Regions from separate parts of the Homo sapiens genome. Here regions 1 and 3 are each linked to region 2. A link is an interaction called in ENCODE POLR2A ChIA-PET data of the cell type or tissue named here. Cell type or tissue: PC-9. All regions are shown on one strand. Links, peaks and the distances in the headings refer to the core of each region. The heading gives the core; the rest is flanking DNA.

What was found. Peaks named below come from ENCODE experiments on the same cell type or tissue, not always from the same donor. Only the 100,000 strongest peaks of a DNase experiment are listed, where the experiment ranks them.
Region 1: POLR2A ChIA-PET joins it to region 2 with 5 read pairs; 2 of 35 experiments call an interaction of 5 or more read pairs at or near these places.
Region 3: POLR2A ChIA-PET joins it to region 2 with 7 read pairs; 2 of 35 experiments call an interaction of 5 or more read pairs at or near these places.

What each region holds. Positions count from the first base shown.
Region 1 is chr17:6,933,545-6,940,521 of GRCh38, reverse strand. No RefSeq gene overlaps it. Among named protein-coding and RNA genes, the nearest start is that of ALOX12, 59 kb to the left of the region's middle. In PC-9, for the core only: no CTCF peak of the experiment used is centred there; no DNase peak of the experiment used is centred there; H3K4me3 peaks cover 754 bases.
Region 2 is chr17:6,821,798-6,824,297 of GRCh38, reverse strand. The region is part of intron 2 of TEKT1 (tektin 1); the gene reads left to right. Among named protein-coding and RNA genes, the nearest start is that of TEKT1, 8.7 kb to the left of the region's middle. In PC-9, for the core only: no CTCF peak of the experiment used is centred there; a DNase peak (open chromatin) is centred at 1,087; H3K27ac peaks cover 2,163 bases.
Region 3 is chr17:6,565,727-6,572,703 of GRCh38, reverse strand. No RefSeq gene overlaps it. Among named protein-coding and RNA genes, the nearest start is that of PITPNM3, 13 kb to the right of the region's middle. RefSeq lists an enhancer at 4,517-5,017. In PC-9, for the core only: no CTCF peak of the experiment used is centred there; no DNase peak of the experiment used is centred there; H3K27ac peaks cover 12 bases.

The sequences.
Region 1 (6,977 bases), core at 2,004-4,503, 110 kb before region 2:
GTTGAAAAATGAAAGTACCTCTGATTGGTCCCCTCCTGCAACCAATCAGACTGGTCGGGGGCCAATGGGAACCCTCTAGAGGGTATTTAAACCTCAGAAAATTCAGTAACAGGCTTTGGAGCTGCTTGCTTGAGCCCACTGTCCTCTGTTGGAGTAAATCTCTGCTTTCCCTGCCTTGCTTTGTGTGTTTTGTCCAATTCTCAGTTCAAAACGCCAAGAACCTGGCCAACTACCCTTCAGCTGGTAACGTATTTTGGTGAGCCAGCCAGGAGGTAAGCCCAACGTTTGGGATTTATTTTCCTTTTTGTCCTCTTTCTCTCTCTTTTCCTTTCCAACTCGGGACTCTCGGTGGACAGTGCCTAGGCATGGAGGCAACCGCAGGTTTGTGGTTGGGGCCACTCTCCAGGGAAACTGAAAGGGTTCCGTGTGGAAGCGCCTGATCACCACCACCCGGTTTGGGTGAGGGACCTGAGTCCTTTTCTTTTCAGTCTTGCAGCAGCTGTTTCCTGGCAGGGCAAATGGTCAGAAATACCATATGTACAGGCCTTCACGGCCCTACGCCAAAACCTAATCATCTCCGCAAAGAAAGTCCAAAGACAGGACTAGATAGTATAGATGACCCCCTTTTATAAGGGCCACCTGTCTCTCAGGGTGAACATAACCGCCCCCACGTAGCCCCTTGCCAAGTGCTCCTGAGGCTAAAACCCAAACCCTGGACACCCTACTAGGTCCCCCTCACGCTCGGAGGGGACACTACATTCCACTCTCCCTCCAGCCCTGCTACCCCTTCAGGAAGTAGCAGGAGCCGAGGGGCCAGTCCTAGTGCAGGCCACCTTCTCTATAACTGATATACAACGGTGTCAGGGAAAGCTAGGAAGCTCTTCTAAGAATCCCAGGAAATTAGCAGATGGGTTCCAAACTTTGACCTCAGCCTTCGATCTCTCACAGAGAAATGTTCAATTCATTCTAGCAACCTCTTGCACCCCCTTTGAAAAGGAATGAATCTTTTGAGGCTGCCCACTGGGAAGCAGACGATTTATTTGCCCAAAACCCTCAGGGCAATCACCTGGGCCCAGACACAGTCCCCACAACTGATCCTAATTGAGACTCTAATGCTCTCGTGGGAACGAAAAACTGGGCTAAATTTCTTGAGGCTCTCCTTGGAGGAATGAGAAAGGGAATAACTAAGGCAGTAAGTGATGATGAAGTAAGGGAGGTTCCACCGGACCAGGTAACCCTTGCCATGCTCATGCTACAATCTGGAAAGGAAGAGGGCTGCTAACTAGCAAACACTCCCCTGTAAAGCATAGGCCTGAAATTCTGCAGCTTTTGGAAGCAATACACCTGCCAAAGGCTGTAGCTGTAATTCATTGCAGGGAGCATCAAAGGGCCTTAACCCTTATAGCACAAGGAAACAGAAAGGCTGATAGAGAAGCGAAAGCTGTAGTTCTCAGGGTGCAATCCCAACAGATTCCAGCTCTACTTCTTTTCTGTGATTCCCCAATGGAGCCTGAATACACACCACAGGAAGAACAGTTAATAAAGGAGCAAGGGGGACAAAACCCAGGATGCTGGTGGTACATGGCATCAAAACCACATCTCCCTCAAGCAGCCTGATGGAGAATTAGAAAAACTCTGCATGACTCTTTGCATATGGGGAGAGAAGCCACCCTGGCCGTGGTTAACAGGCTCTTCATTGAGCCTAACTTAGCTTCTGTGGTTAAGCATGTCTGTCAAACCTGCTCACTGTGTGCACTGAACAGCCCAGGAAACAGAATGCCTCCTGTAATAGAACCAGTCCAGAGGGGAGTTGTATTAGAGGACGCTGATAGAACATACCCAGGAAAAGATGGGCGATTAGACTTCACACATATGCCAGCTGGCAGAGGTTATAAGTTTTTGTTAGTGCTAATAGATATCTTTACTGGTTGGGTCGAAGCTTATCCTACCAGATCAGAGAAGGCTACTGTGGTTATAAGGTTCTCTTAAAAGAAATAATCCCCCAGTTTGGGTTACTTCAGCGTCTCCAAAGTGATAACGGCCCATACTTTATCTCCCAGATAACTCAAGTAGTTGCTAAGGCTCTCAGAATCAAATACTATTTACATTCAGCATGGAGGCCTCAATCCTCTGGGAAAGTAGAAAGGGCTAATCAACCTCTAAAAGGATCGTTAGCTAAGTTCGATCAGGAAACATCAGAAGCTTGGGTCAGCTTACTGCCCATAGCTCTCTTAAAAATCTGTAATACCCCTAGAGCAAAATTTAATATAAGCCTATACGAAGGCTATTAGTTTGTTTTTATGTGTGTGTGTGTGTGTTTTTTTTTTTTTTTTTGAGACGGAGTCTCTCTCTATCGCCTAGGCTGGAGTGCAGTGGCACGATCTTGGCTCACTGCAAGCTCCGCCTCCCGGGTTCACGCCATTCTCCTGCCTCAGCCTCCCGAGTAGCTGGGACTACAGGCGCCCGCCAGCACGCCCAGCTAATATTTTGTATTTTTAGTAGAGACGGGGTTTCACCGTGTTAGCCAGGATGGTCTCGATCTCCTGACCTTGTGATCTGCCCGCCTCGGCCTCCCAAAGTGCTGGGATTACAGGCCTGAGCCACTGTGCCCGGCCTTGTTTTTTTGGACATGGAATTTTCGCTCTTGTTGCCCAGGCTGGAGTACAATGCCTTGATCTTGGCTCACTGCAACCTCTGCCTTCCGGGTTCAAGCGATTCTCCTGCCTCGGCCTCCCGAGTAGCTGGAATTACAGGCATGAACCACCATGCCCGGCTAATTTTGTATTTTTAGTAGAGATGGGGTTTCTCCACGTTGGTCAGGCTGGTCTTGAACTCCTAACCTCAGGTGATCTGCCCGCCTTGGCCTCCCAAAGTGCTGGGATTACAGAAGGCTATTCTTAACTGATGATGTAATTACTGATTCAGAAACAGCTGGTTTAGTAAAATACCTAGTTAACCTAGGACAATGTCAGCAGGTTTATACAGAAGTTTGGAACTCAAAGGCTTCCGGTACTGGAAGCTAACCAGCCACCTCAAATCAGGCCAGCAGATAAGGTGCTTGTTAAAGCATGGACGGAGGGGTCACCTCCTCAACAATTACAACCCCAATGGAAGGCACCGTTTTCAGTGATACTGGCCACGCCTTCTGCGGTCAAAGTACTGGGATTAGATAGTTGGATACACCTTTCAAGGATCAAGTCTGTGATACCTGAAGCCCCGGACCTGGAACCTGAAGTTCCCATCAGCCACTGCACCTGTGAACCTGTGGCAGCCCTGAAGTACCTGTTTAGAAGACAGCCAAAAGAGAAATGCCTACCAACGTTCCTTGGTGTTTTTGTTGCATAGTTACTGTAGGCTGGATAATAGTAGCCATGTTTTTTTTTTTTTTTTTTTTTTTGCAGATTAATTACCTTCTTTCAAACAGTTGGAATCACTTCCTTCATAGTAATTAAGTAGAATCTTTTAATTCATTTCTATAACAAACATTCCTGACAGCATAGGTGTCCACCTCCTGAAGTTCCCATGAAATCTTTTAACCATTCATTTCCTCTTGCCTGGAGATGATTGTGCAGTAAGGTTTCCAGCCAGTTCCAAATGAATTCACCACCCCTGGCCATCAAGAAACTACCCTGTCTCCACTAGACAGAGCAGGGTGAGAGTTCTGTGATTCCAATAGGCAGGGACTGTCAGTCAAGTCAGTGTGACGCAGTTACAGAAAAAAGACCATCAGTCCCTCTGTCTCACATAAAGACTTACGGGGATCCTGTCTCTCAGGGGGGGAAATGAGGCAGGAGAATAGGGTCTGGAGGCAGGAAACCTAAGGCCGGTTCATGCTCACTGGATATCAGAGGCTACTCTTCAACACCCCCTTTTTCTGCGCGACAGTTGCTGCCCCTCCTTTTTCTGCCTGGCGGTTGAAAAATGAAAGTACCTCTGATTGGTCCCCTCCTGCAACCAATCAGACTGGTCGGGGGACAATGGGAAACTCCTAGAGGGAATTGAAACCCCAGAAAATTCTGTAACCAAGAATCTTGAGCTGCTTGCATGAGCCACCCCCACCCTGTGGAGTGTACTTTCATTTAAAACAAATCTCTGCTCTTGCTGCCTTGCTTTGTCCATTTTGTCCAGTTCTTTGTTCAAAACGCCAAGAACCTGGACAACTACCCTCAGCTGGTAACACCACCTCTGTCAAAAATGAAGTGTCCATATATGCCTGTTTCTGGGCTGTCCATTCTTCTATTCCAATTGTTCTACTTGTCAATCCCTGTGTTAATACCATGCCATCTTCAAAACAGGTCATTTCTATTGATGTCTGGCTTGTTTGCTCATACTAGCCATAGCATGTCTTGCCTGATTGCAATCTCCTAATTTTGTTGAGACTTACTTTATCGTCCAGCGTGATTCACTTTGTAAAGGTCCTGTGAGTTCTCGAAAAGAGTGTGTGGTATGCAGTGTTGGGTGCTGTGTTGTGTGAATGTCCACTTGATCAAGTCTGTTAATTGTGTTCAAATCTATGTTCTTACTGATTTTTCATCTACTTGTTCTATCAATTATTTTCCTTCCATAGGTCCCCCTTTTCTGGGGATTTCCTCCTCAATTTCCAGCTTCTCTGGGAGCCCCAAATCGAATCTCTAGCTCCACATCCCCTAAAATTGCTTCTTTCTGTTTGAGATCTCTTCCGCTGTGTGCAGCAGCAGCAAGCTGGGAAGTCCCTCAGGAGAAAAATCTTGGTAAATGTGGAGCTCATCTCACGTGCTTCCTTCATTTTGAGGACTGTCTGTTCCCTGCTCAGTTTCTGCCTGCTAAGGTTTATCTCCAGTCCCTTCAAAGACCTGTTTGTTATATTTTGCCCAGAGTTTATAAATAATTTTGGCAGAGGGGTTAATCTGATACCGTCTAGTCCTCCAAAACAAGAACTAGAACTCTGGCCACATCTGTTTTCATCCAGTCTTTTGATGCTCAAATTATAACGGCCGTGACCCCTTAGTTAAAAGAAGCTTCATCTTTCCTCTGCAGTATCTTCTTGTGATAGTCTAAAGGGATTAGTCTTTATTAATACTGACTGTGAGGGAAGAAACAAGAAAGGCTGATTTTTCCTCTAAATGTCCCATCCTCTCACACCAGTCAGAATAGGTATTATTAAAAAGCTGAAAAATAACAGATGCTGGCCGGGCGTGGTGGCTCATGCCTGTAATCCCAGCACTTTGGGAGGCCGAGACGGGTGGATCATGAGGTCAGGAGATCGAGACCATCCTGGCTAACACGGTGAAACCCCATCTCTACTAAAAATACAAAAAAAATTAGCTGGGCGTGGTGGCGGGCGCCTGTAGTCCCAGCTACTCGGGAGGCTGAGGCAGGAGAATGGCATGAACCTGAGAGTCAGAGTTTGCAGTGAGCCGAGATCGCGCCACTGCACTCCAGCCTGGGCGACACAGCGAGACTCCGTCTCAAACAACAACAACAACAACAACAACAACAACAAACATGCTGGTGAGATTGCAGAGAAAAGGGAATGCTTATTCACTGTTGGTGGAAATGTAAATTAGTTCAGTCATTGTGCAAAGCATTGTGGAGCCTTCTCAAAGAGCTTCAAACAGAACTACCATTTGACCCAGTAATCTCCTTATTGGGTATATACCTGCAGTAGACCACACTGCTATAAGGACATATGCAAGACTGGGTAATTTATAAAGAAAAAGAGGTTTAATGGACTCACAGTTCCACATGGCCAGGGAGGCCTCACAATCATGGCGGAAGGTGGAGAGGAGCAAAGGCACATCTTACATGGCAGCAAGCAAGAGAGTGTGTATAGGGGAACTGCCCTTTATAAAACCATCATATCTTGTGAGACTTATTCACTATCATGAGAACAGCTTGGGAAGAACCCGCCCCCATGATTCAATTACCTTTCACTGGGTTCCTCCCATGATACATGGGGATTATGAGAGCTACAATTCAAGATGAGATTTGGGTGGAGACACAGCCAAACCATACCAATACCCAAAGGAAAATAAATTGTTCTACCATAAAGACACACGCACTCATATGTTCATTGCAGCACTACTCACAATAGCAAAGACACGGAATCAACCTAAATGCCCATCATCAATACACCAGATAAAGAAAAGGTGGCACATATACATCGTGGAATACTGTGCATCCATAAAAAAGAACAAGATCATGTTCTTTGCAGCAACATGGAAGGAGCTGGGGGCCATTATCTTAAGTGAACTAATGCAGGAACAGGAAACCAAATACTGCATGTTCTCACTTAGAAGTAGGACCTAAACATTGAGTACACATGGACACAAAGAAGGGAACAGTAGACACTGAGGCCTTTGTGAGGGTGGAGAGTGGGAGGAGGCTAAGGATCAAAAACTACCTATTGGGTACTATGCTTATCAGCTGGGTGACAAAACAGTTTGTACACCAAACCCCCATGATACTCAATTTACCTGTACAACAAACCTGCATGTGTACCCTGAACCTAAAATAAAAGTTAAAAAAAGAGATAAAATTTGTAATCAACAGCAACAACCACAAAAGCTTTTGTTTCACAAAGCATTCATTACAATATGTAAAATAGTAATACTTAGGACAGTTGGCAACTCATTAAGAATCCAAAATGATGGTGATTATTTGACAAATTCCCACTCTATGCCAGCTCTAAGTCCTAGTTCCTGACTACACGGTGCAGAGTGGGCTTAAATTAGTCAGGGACCTTAACATTTTTAAAATCACGGTGAAGTTTTAACAATTTTAAAGTGTACAATTCAGTGGCATTAAGCCTGTTCACCCATGTTATGCAGCCATCACCTCTATCTCGGTCCAGAACTTTAAAAAATCACCCTAAACAGAAATGCTAACTAAGCAGTCACTCTCCATTTCTCTCTCTTCTCAGCACTTGGCAACCACTAATCTGCTTTCTGTCTCTATGGATTTGCCTATTCTGGACATTTCTTATAAATGGAATCATT
Region 2 (2,500 bases), core at 1-2,500:
ATAAAGATGGGTAAGGGGAGCCATAAGGGTAGATTAGACTACCCAAAGAATGTATCAAAAGAGAAGAAAAGGGCACATGAGTTGAAGAGGACCAAGAGAAGAGCTGAGGAACATAAGTTCAGGTGGAAGAATAAACAGATGAGACCAAGGTTATGAAAGCCAAAAGATGAGGTTTTGGCTGGGCGCAGTGGCTCACGCCTGTAATCCCAGCACTTTGGGAGGCCGATGTGGGCAGATCACGAGATCAGGAGATCAAGACCATCCTGGCTAACACGGTGAGACCTCGTCTCTACTAAAAATACAAAAAATTAGCCAGGCATGGTGGTGGGCACCTGTAGTCCCAGCTACTTGGGAGGCTGAGGCAGGAGAATGGTGTGAACCTGGGAGGCGGAGCTTGCAGTGAGCCGAGATAGCGCCACTGCAGTCCGGCCTGGGTGAAAGAGTGAGACTCTGTCTCAAAAAAAAAAAAAAAAAAAAAAAAAGGATGAGGTTTCACAGGCGAGGAAGTCTTCTATTGTATCAGTGGTTGTCTAAATGTCTAAGAGACTGAGAGCTGAGCCAAAATAAATTTGGACTAGTGACTTAAAGATTATTGGTGACCTTTGAGATAAGAGATGTCCAGTAGGATAGTGGAGGGTACACAGTAGAGGTGAAAATCAGTTACAAGGTGTCAATGGGAAGATGCCCATCTACATGGTGGATTAAGCACATGCATTTGTCTTCTCTTCCTTTTAGAATTCCAACAAAATAGCAGTAAAGAATTAATAACAGTAAAGCTAACAAAATAATAATAAAGCTATGCCCCAAGCATGAGAGAGATTGAGATGCATACACAGGCAAGCACATGCGTGTGCACACATACACACACACAGAGAGTTAGAGAGGAAGCAACAGTAGACAAATAATGAAATCAAGATTTTAGAAAGCAAAGGTCAGCTGGTAACAAACCTAGGGACTGCAGAAAATCAGGCTGGGTAGAGAACAATAAGAAGCCAGCTGATTCATGCTGCAGAAATCTTGTAATGCTCAAAACTGGATGCATCCAGTTACTTCTGAAGCTGGAGGGTCAGGATAGAACCAGAAACAAGATTGGTTGAAAGTCTTTATAAAGAGCTTCCTCTTCACTCTGGCTCTCCCTCACCCCAGCAGAAGGTTAAAGGTTAAAAGGTTCAATGAATGTCTACTTGGTGATTCATTCATTTCTATGTCTACATAGTAATTCTTCCAGCTGTTTCCTAAGACACTGGTAGCCAGGCTTCTACCCTCAGACAGGAGACTGGAGGACTTTTCTGTGGAGAAAGTAGAAAGTAACTGGCCCCGAAAGGAAAGATCCATAAATATTAACATTTGAGGATTCTCCTGTGAGATGCCAGGGTCTCAACTGATCACTCTGTATGATAAAGCATTCTGGTTGACAAGCACTGTCCCTCTAGACAGCATTTCCAGGTAGCACTTTAGCATCTCAGTCTAAATCAGATGATCACCAAATAATTGAGGAAAGCCAATAACATGGCAGACACCAAAACAAATAATCAAAGACACAGAAACTCAGGAGACAGATAGTGCATAGAGAAAAAGAAGACATACACTATCAAATCCATCAAGAATTTAGAGAAGAGATTGCATCCTTGGAACATGCAGAGGAGTCTTTAAAAAAGAGAACATTTGGAGAACAAGCGTTCTTAGAAATTAAGAATATAAGAGCAGAAAAATCTTAAAAATCAAAAGAAGTGTTGAGAATATCCAGAAAGTGGGAAAAAAGGACAACAAAATAACAGCAAAGAAAAGACAAGAAAATTAGAGGATCAGTCTGGGAGGCTCAATAACTAATAGGAGTTTCAGAAAGAGCATAGAGAAAATGGAGAAGTTATGGTGGCTCACACCTGGAATCCCAGCACTTTGGGAAGCCAAAATAGGAAGATCAGTTGAGACCAGGAGTTTGAGACCAGCCTTGGCAACACAGAGAGACCCTTGCCTCTACAAAAATAAGAAAATTAGGTGGGTGTGGTGGTGTGTACCTGTAGTCTCAGCTACCCAGGAGGCTGAGGTGGGAGGATCTCCTGAGCCCAGGAGTTCAAAGTTACAGTGAGCTATGGTTGTGCCACTGCACTCCAGCCTGGGTGACAGAGTGAGATCCTGTCTCTAAAAAGAAGAAGATGAGGAAGCAGGGCCCTAGGCCTGGCCCAGGAAGCATTTTTTTCTCCTAGGCCTCTTGGTCTGTGATGAGAGGGGCTGCTGTGAAGATCTCTGACATGCCCTGGAGACATTTTCCCCATTGTCTTGGCAATTAGCATTCGGCTTCTTGTTACTTATGCAAATTTCTGTAGCTGGCTTGAATTCCTTCCCCCAAAATGGGGGAAGCAGAGCATCCCTTTTAAACATAAGTTCCAATTTCAGATAATCTCTCTCAAATTCAAAGTTCCACAGATCTCTAGGGCAGGGGCAAAATGCTGCCAGTCTCTTTGCTAAAGCATAAGAAGAGTGAACTTTGCTTCAGTTC
Region 3 (6,977 bases), core at 2,271-4,770, 250 kb after region 2:
GAAGATGGGGGCCCTGTTACCTGAAGCGGAGGGAGTTGACACTGGACAGGCACAAACTGCCACTGCACATATAAAAAGCAGCGCGCCTGGTCATAGACAGTTTTCAATTTGCATTACCATTCATGTAAGGTTCACTACATACTACAGAAATGCAAAGAGAGGCCGGGCGTGGTGGCTCATGCCTGTCATCTCCGCACTTTGGGAGGCCGAGGCGGATGGATTACTTGAGGTCAGGAGTTCGAGACCAGCCTGGCCAACATGGTGAAACCCCGTCTCTACTAAAAATACAAAAATTAGCCTGGCATGGTGGTGCACGCCTGTAGTCCCAGCTACTCAGGAGACTGAGGCAGGAGAATCACTTGAATCTGGGAGGCGGAGCTTGCAGTGAGTCTAGATCATGCCACTGCACTCCAGCCTGTGTGACAGAGTGAGACTCTGTCTCAAAAAAAAAAAAAAAAAAAAAGAAAAAAGAAAAAGAAAAAAAGAAAAAAGAAACACAAAGAGAGTTTAGACACAGACCTTTTCAAAGCAGAATAAAAACAAAGCAGGAGGAGAGGGAAGCTAGCGTACTGTGGTTGTACATTGCAAGGGGCGATTCACTGTTACTGAGTGAGGGTTGTGGTTTTGATGGTCTTCATGGAGGAGGTGGCTTTGAATTAGGCCTTGAAAGATAGTTGACGCTTTTCCAAAGCGTGAAGTCTTGAAAGTGGGGGACATAGGTGTGAACACAGTGCGATTAGACAGCAAAGGTGCTGGCGGTATTTACCAGAGCCGAGAGGTCCACACTGCCATCTCAGCCCTACGCAGGTGAGCAGGAGAGCACCCTGTACCCCAGGAGGCTGAATGCATTGGAGGCACTGAGGAGTGGCCTCAACAGCTCATTACTCCACCGGGCAAAGAATTTCATCCAGCTTCAAGAAGATGCTGTTGAGTAGGAATAGACAGCTTCCCCCATCCTGTCCTCCCTCCCTCCCTTTGAAAGCAAGACTTACCTCGGATTGCCCTTGCTCACGCTTTCTAATCTTTATTCTGTTTCTAAATGGGGGAGTCTACCGGGACCCCCAGGCCCTTGTCAAGTGCTCCATCTGTATTTAATCAATCCCTCCTCTGAAATCCAATCCGTCATAAATTCCAGCCGCACAATAAATGTGTAGAGAGGTCTGCAGGCATGGGCTTTTATAGTCAAAGAGAAACAGAATTGGTGCCCAAATGATTGAATGGAGAACAATGGGACTCCGAGAGAGGTGCGTGCAGGAGGGGCAAATATCGGAGGGCGAGTGGCTGTGCCTGGAGAGCCTGCTGTTCTTGGCCTGAGTGTGTGCCCTCCCAGCAAGGCGGGCATGTCCTCTGCCGGCCTCCCCGCATTTATTAGCCCTTGGTAATGGATTTTATATCTGCTCAGTGTGATGAAGGAGTCTTGGCAGTCCTCAGAGACCTGCAGAGTCTCCTCCCAGCCCTCCAATGAGAAGCCGGCAGCCTTCGTCACCCTTGTAGGTGGCTCTCTGGCCAACATTTACTTTAATGTCAAAAAGAAATCCCAGGCATGGGATTTGAAACAGACGCGGGGCCAACAGGGTGGCTGGGTCTTTGCGAGGACAATCTGGGCAGGGCCTGGGGGCCTGGGCTCTTTCTCTCCATGTTGATCGTGGTGTAGCCTCTGGAGGGGCACGTAGTGGGCTCCCCATTCCGGGCTGGGGCCTCGGACTGGCATGCATCACTTGTGACCTGCAGCATGTGTGACAGAGGCCGCCTGGGCATGAGGGCGGGGGCTGCTGGCTTGGCCGCCAAAGCTTTTAATTAACTCAGATAATTGTTCACAGCTTTAGGCATGAAAGCCCCAGGCTCCTCACACTGACTTAGGGGGCCTGTTTCCCATCGGAACAAAGGAATTGACTAAAACTGGAGTTCTTGCTATTTTGAAGGGTCAGGACCCCTTTATAAACCTGGACAATGCTGTGGACCCTTTCTTCAATAAAGACACACACATAGGGGCCGGGCGAGGTGGCTCACGCCTGTAATCCCAGCACTTTGGGAGGCCGAGGCGGGTGGATCACGAGGTCAGGAGCTCGAGACCAGCCTGGCCAACATGGTGAAACCCCGTCTCTACTAAAAATACAAAAATTTGCCAGGCATGGTGGCGCGTGCCTGTAGTCCCAGCTACTCGGGAGGCTGAGGCAGGAGAATGACTTGAACCCAGGAGGCGGAGGTTGAAGTGAGCCGAGATCGCGCCACTGTGCTCCAGCCGGGGCGACAGAGCGAGACTCCATCTCAAAAAAAAACAAACAAACAACAACAACAAAAACAAAAACAACTATCTAGAACAGTTCATGTACCTAGCAGTGTCCTTGTCACAATACACTTTCCGATCTCCGAGGCAGGCAGAGGCTTTACTACCCCTTTTTCTGTGAATGAGAGCAAAAACCCAGAGTGGAAACAGGTCTCACAGGAAATCAGAAGCAAAACTGGGACTAGGCCTACGGTCCTCTGATTCCCAGTCTGGTGCTCTCTTTTGATGCATGAAAAAAACCCCAAACAAACCAAAACAGAAAACCTCATCCCCCCACCCCAGGAATGTCCAATAACTCTTCCCCTCTGTGTACGGAGGGGAGCAGAAATCCACTTCCCCAAGTGGAGCCTCACTGCATCTTAGGCTCAGAAGGCTTTTGTTAAGTATTACTTTCTACAGCTTGAAATAGAATGTCAAGAAATAGAACTCTGAAAATCATGGTTGTTCTTACTTCCCAAGTATGAAATATTGCAATGTCGAAACATTGGAAAGCACACAGCCTGCAGCAGCCCCAACAGGAAAGCACTACGGGAGGACCAGCAGCCTCTTCCTCCCTGGGAGGCGGGGAGGGATCAATCTGGGAGACCCCCCAGCCCCTTCTGTGCAGTTTCCTGCAGAGGATGCTCTCACGTCCTCATGCCGGGAGGAGTGCCCATCACAGGTGGCCGAAAAGTCCCTCGCTCACACACCCCTAAACAAAGGCAGCTGCACCCTTCTGAAGGTTTCTGGAACCCTTAACTTTGGCTGGGGTCTCGGGGTGAGCTCTGGGGGGATTGCTGGGTAGGTGTGATGACACAGCCCCTGCTGTTGAAGTCATTTGGAATTCATGATGCAATCCCTCATGAGAATTGTCCAACCCTCAGAAGTCTATTGCACTCTCTATGCCCTTGGAATATGGTTATGTGGATACAGGGTCCTGCCTCCCAAGATAGGACCCTTCAATCTTTGTCTCCCACACCTGGAAGCTGGGGCATGCATGTCCCAGGCTTGGCTAATCATGCTTGGCTGGAATGAGTGATTCAAAACTGATGTTTCTTTATAACCCACTCATTCAGGGGCTGGTGTGTACAGCGAAGAGAGTGGCCATCAGACTAAAGTCCTTCTGCTAAAAGGTGACTGCTGTGCTTTCTAGAAAGTTCTTGGCCTTCTCCAGCAGCCTCAGTTCCCATCTGCTTTTCTTTTTTTTCGTTTTTGAGACAGAGTCTTGCTCTGTTGTCCAGGCTGGAGTGCAGTGGCGTGATCTCTGCTCACTGCAACCTCTGCCGCCCAGGTTCAAGCGATTGTCTGGCCTCAGTCTCCCGAGTAGCTGGGGCTAAAGGCATGCACCATCACACCCAGCTAATTTTTGTATTTTATTTTATTTTATTTTTTAGTAAAGATGGGGTTTCACCATGTTGGCCAGGCTGGTCTCGAACTCCTGACCTTAAGTGATCTGCTCAGCTCGGGCTCCCAAAGTTCTGGGATTACAGGCATGAGCCACTGTGTCCAGCCCCATCTGCTTTTCAAGCCTATCCCTGCAGGCTCCTCTGATTCTCTGAGATCCCGATAGCCTGCCAATAAACTCCCTTTCTGCTTCAGAGAGACTGAATCTGTGTCTGTTACTTAGAAAGGGAAGCAACCGGTGTTGCATACACATTGCCTGGACCTTCTATGACATCTGCAAGCAACTGCGATCTGTGTACCTGCTACATGCTGCTGCTTCTCTTGACAGCGATGCGTGGAAGGGAATGCTTCTCAGGGCGACACAGAGAGAGAGGAAAGACTTACCGACACAAGCCAGGGACAGCCGCCTACATCTCCATGGGAGAGTGGGAGGAGAGAGCCTTGAGTTAAGAGCCTGGACTGTCTTTCAGTCCCAGTTGTGCCACCAAATGCCCTGTTTTTGACTGCCCCCCACCCCCATTACCCAGTGCTGAGCTTCCCCATCAGTACAGTGAGGTGCCGGGGTTGGATCCCGTGGATTCGGGAGGGCCTTCCTCCGCCGCCAGGTTCCAAGTCCAGGAAGTCCTTCCAGCTATTCTGCTTCCTCATCTGCACAGAGGAAGCCCCCACCAGCTGAGACTCCCTCCCCAGGTGCTCTGAACCTGAAAACAAAGAGCAGTTGTGTGCCCCTCCCTGTCCATCACTTTCCCTACCCGTCACACCTCTCTCCCTCTCTCCCCCTTATAAGCTGCATGACTGAAGGTCAGGGCTTCCCAGGAATACTTACCTTTTTGCCTTTGCCTTCCTGCCTTTAGAAACTGATTTACATAAAACAACCAGAAGGGATTTCTGGAACTGCGTCTTCATTCACCAGTGGCCCTTCTGGGCCAAGATGTTTCTCTGATGGACTGTGTCCTTCAGCCGGTAATTTAATCGGCATCTGCTTGGTGCAACGTCTCCCACTGTGGTTTACCAGGAATGGCTCGAAAAGGGATGTTTCCGTCTTTGTGAAAGGCTGCGATGCCTGGAGTCCCCAGAGTGTCCTTTCACTCGGCGTGTAATCTAGTATATCTTTAATAAGTGGAGTCAATTCACTTTCAAAACCCTTGTAAAATTCAGCCTTTTAGTCATTCTGACCAGAAGCATTCAAATTGCAATATGAATAGATAGCCCCAGCAGCCCCGGGAGATCTGCCTGGGATACTAGGTTGGCAGCCACAGAGGAGGGAGGCATTGATAGCCTCGGGAGGCCCTGCCCAGGCAAAGGCAGCTGCCTCTGGGCCCTGGAGAATCCTGCCAACTCAGCTCCTCCCTCACCCCCTCTACTTGTCAGGGCACCTCGCACAGGGATTAGGAAAACCATAGGATCGCAGCCAAGCCCCAAAGGCTCAGGGACACCGGTGAGTCTAGCAGGCTCACTGTATAGACAAGGAGGGGCTTGCTTTGGTGAATTGCGTGAGGTTGCACCAGCACTTAGTGGCAGAACCTCAGCCTCTTGGTTTTCTGTGTCTGGTTTTTGTCTTATTTTTTCCTGTCTTCTTCTTCTCTTGTGGCGAAGGCAGGAGTGTGGACATTAGAGGGACTGGGTTTGAATACCTGCTCTACCACTTATTAGCTGTGTGACCTAAATACTTGCTCTTCCACTTATTAGCTGTGAGGCCTTTCTAAGCCTGTTTCCTTATCTGTAAAATGGGAATGGTTCTAAGAATCCCTCCCTCCTAATGTTGCTATAAGGATTCAAAGAGGAAACACGTGAAAAGCACTTAAAACACTTCCAGGCACATAATAGTCACTCAGCAAATATCTATTCCTGTTGTTCTTCTGGTTGTTATTTTTCTTTTCTTTTCTTTTCTTTTTTTTTTTTTTTGAGACGGAGTCTCGCTCTGTCGACCAGGCTGGAGTGCAGTGGCGTGATCTTGGCTCACTGCGAGCTCCGCCTCCCGGGTTCACACCATTCTCCTGCCTCAGCCTCTGGAGTAGCTGGGACTACAGGCGCCTGCCACCGCGCCCGGCTAATTTTTTTGTATTTTTAATAGAGACGGGGTTTCACCATGTTAGCCAGGATGATCTCGATCTCCTGACCTCATGATCCGCCTGCCTCGCTCTCCCAAAGTGCTGGGATTACAGGTGTGAGCCACCACGCCCGGCCGGTTGTTATTTTTCTTAGCGTGCTGCTGCTGTACAGCAGGAGAGAAGTAGAGGCAACAGGAAGAGCTTCCCAGCTGGTAGAGTTAAAGAACTGGAATGGCCTCCTAATAAGTGAAGGGGTTTCTCCCCTACAAGCTTTAAGCCATCAGAGATCTGAAGGTTTTCACAAAGTCCGGAATCGGGGAGAAGGAGGGAAGAACAGAATGACTCTTTTTTTTTTTTTTTTTTTTTTTTTTGAGACATAGCCTTGATCTGTCACCCAGGCTGGAGTGCAATGGCGCCATCTTGGCTCACTGCAACCTCCGCCTCCGGGGTTCAAGCGATTCTCCTGCCTCAGCCTCCCAAGTAGCTGGGATTACAAGCGCTCGCCACCACGCCCGGCTAATTTTTGTATTTTTAGTAGAGACGGGGTTTCACCATGTTGGCCATGATGGTCTCGATCTCCTGACCTCGTGATCTGCCTGCTTGACCTACCAAAGTGCTGGGATTACAGGCGTGAGCCACCATGCCTCGCCCAAAATGACCTTTTCTTAGAGGCTTGCTCCCCACAACAACTGTCTTAGCTTTTATTCAGCAGCTGCCTGTGCTCCCAGCAGTGTGGGGTCCTCTCTTAGGAGTCAGCAACGGTACACTTTCAGGTCTGGGTCAATGGCACAGATTCCGTCTCTGCAGGGTGGGCTGTAGTAGGAGTTTTCATCATATGAATGTGTGATAGTGGGGTGGAGGTTGGGGGGCACCAACACTTATTTCTGTTGTTGCACAGGATGCCTTTCCATGCCGACAGCTCACACAACCCACTCTTCTCCCCTGCCTTCTGGGAGGGTTGTGGTGGGCACCACTGCACTTAAACTGGAGGAGAGAGATGAAATTTCTTTTTTTTTTTTTTAATTTTTTTTGAGACAGAGTCTCGCTCTGTTGCCTAGGCTGGAGTGCAGTGGCGTGATCTCAGCTCACTGCAACCTCTCCCTCCCGGGTTCAAGTGATTCTCCTGCCTCAGCCTCCTGAGTAGCTGGGATTACAGGCGCCCACCACCATGCCCAGCTAATTTTTGTATTTTTAGTCACCATGTTGGGCAGGCTGGTCTTGAACTCCTGACCTTAGGTGTTTTGCCCATCTCAGCC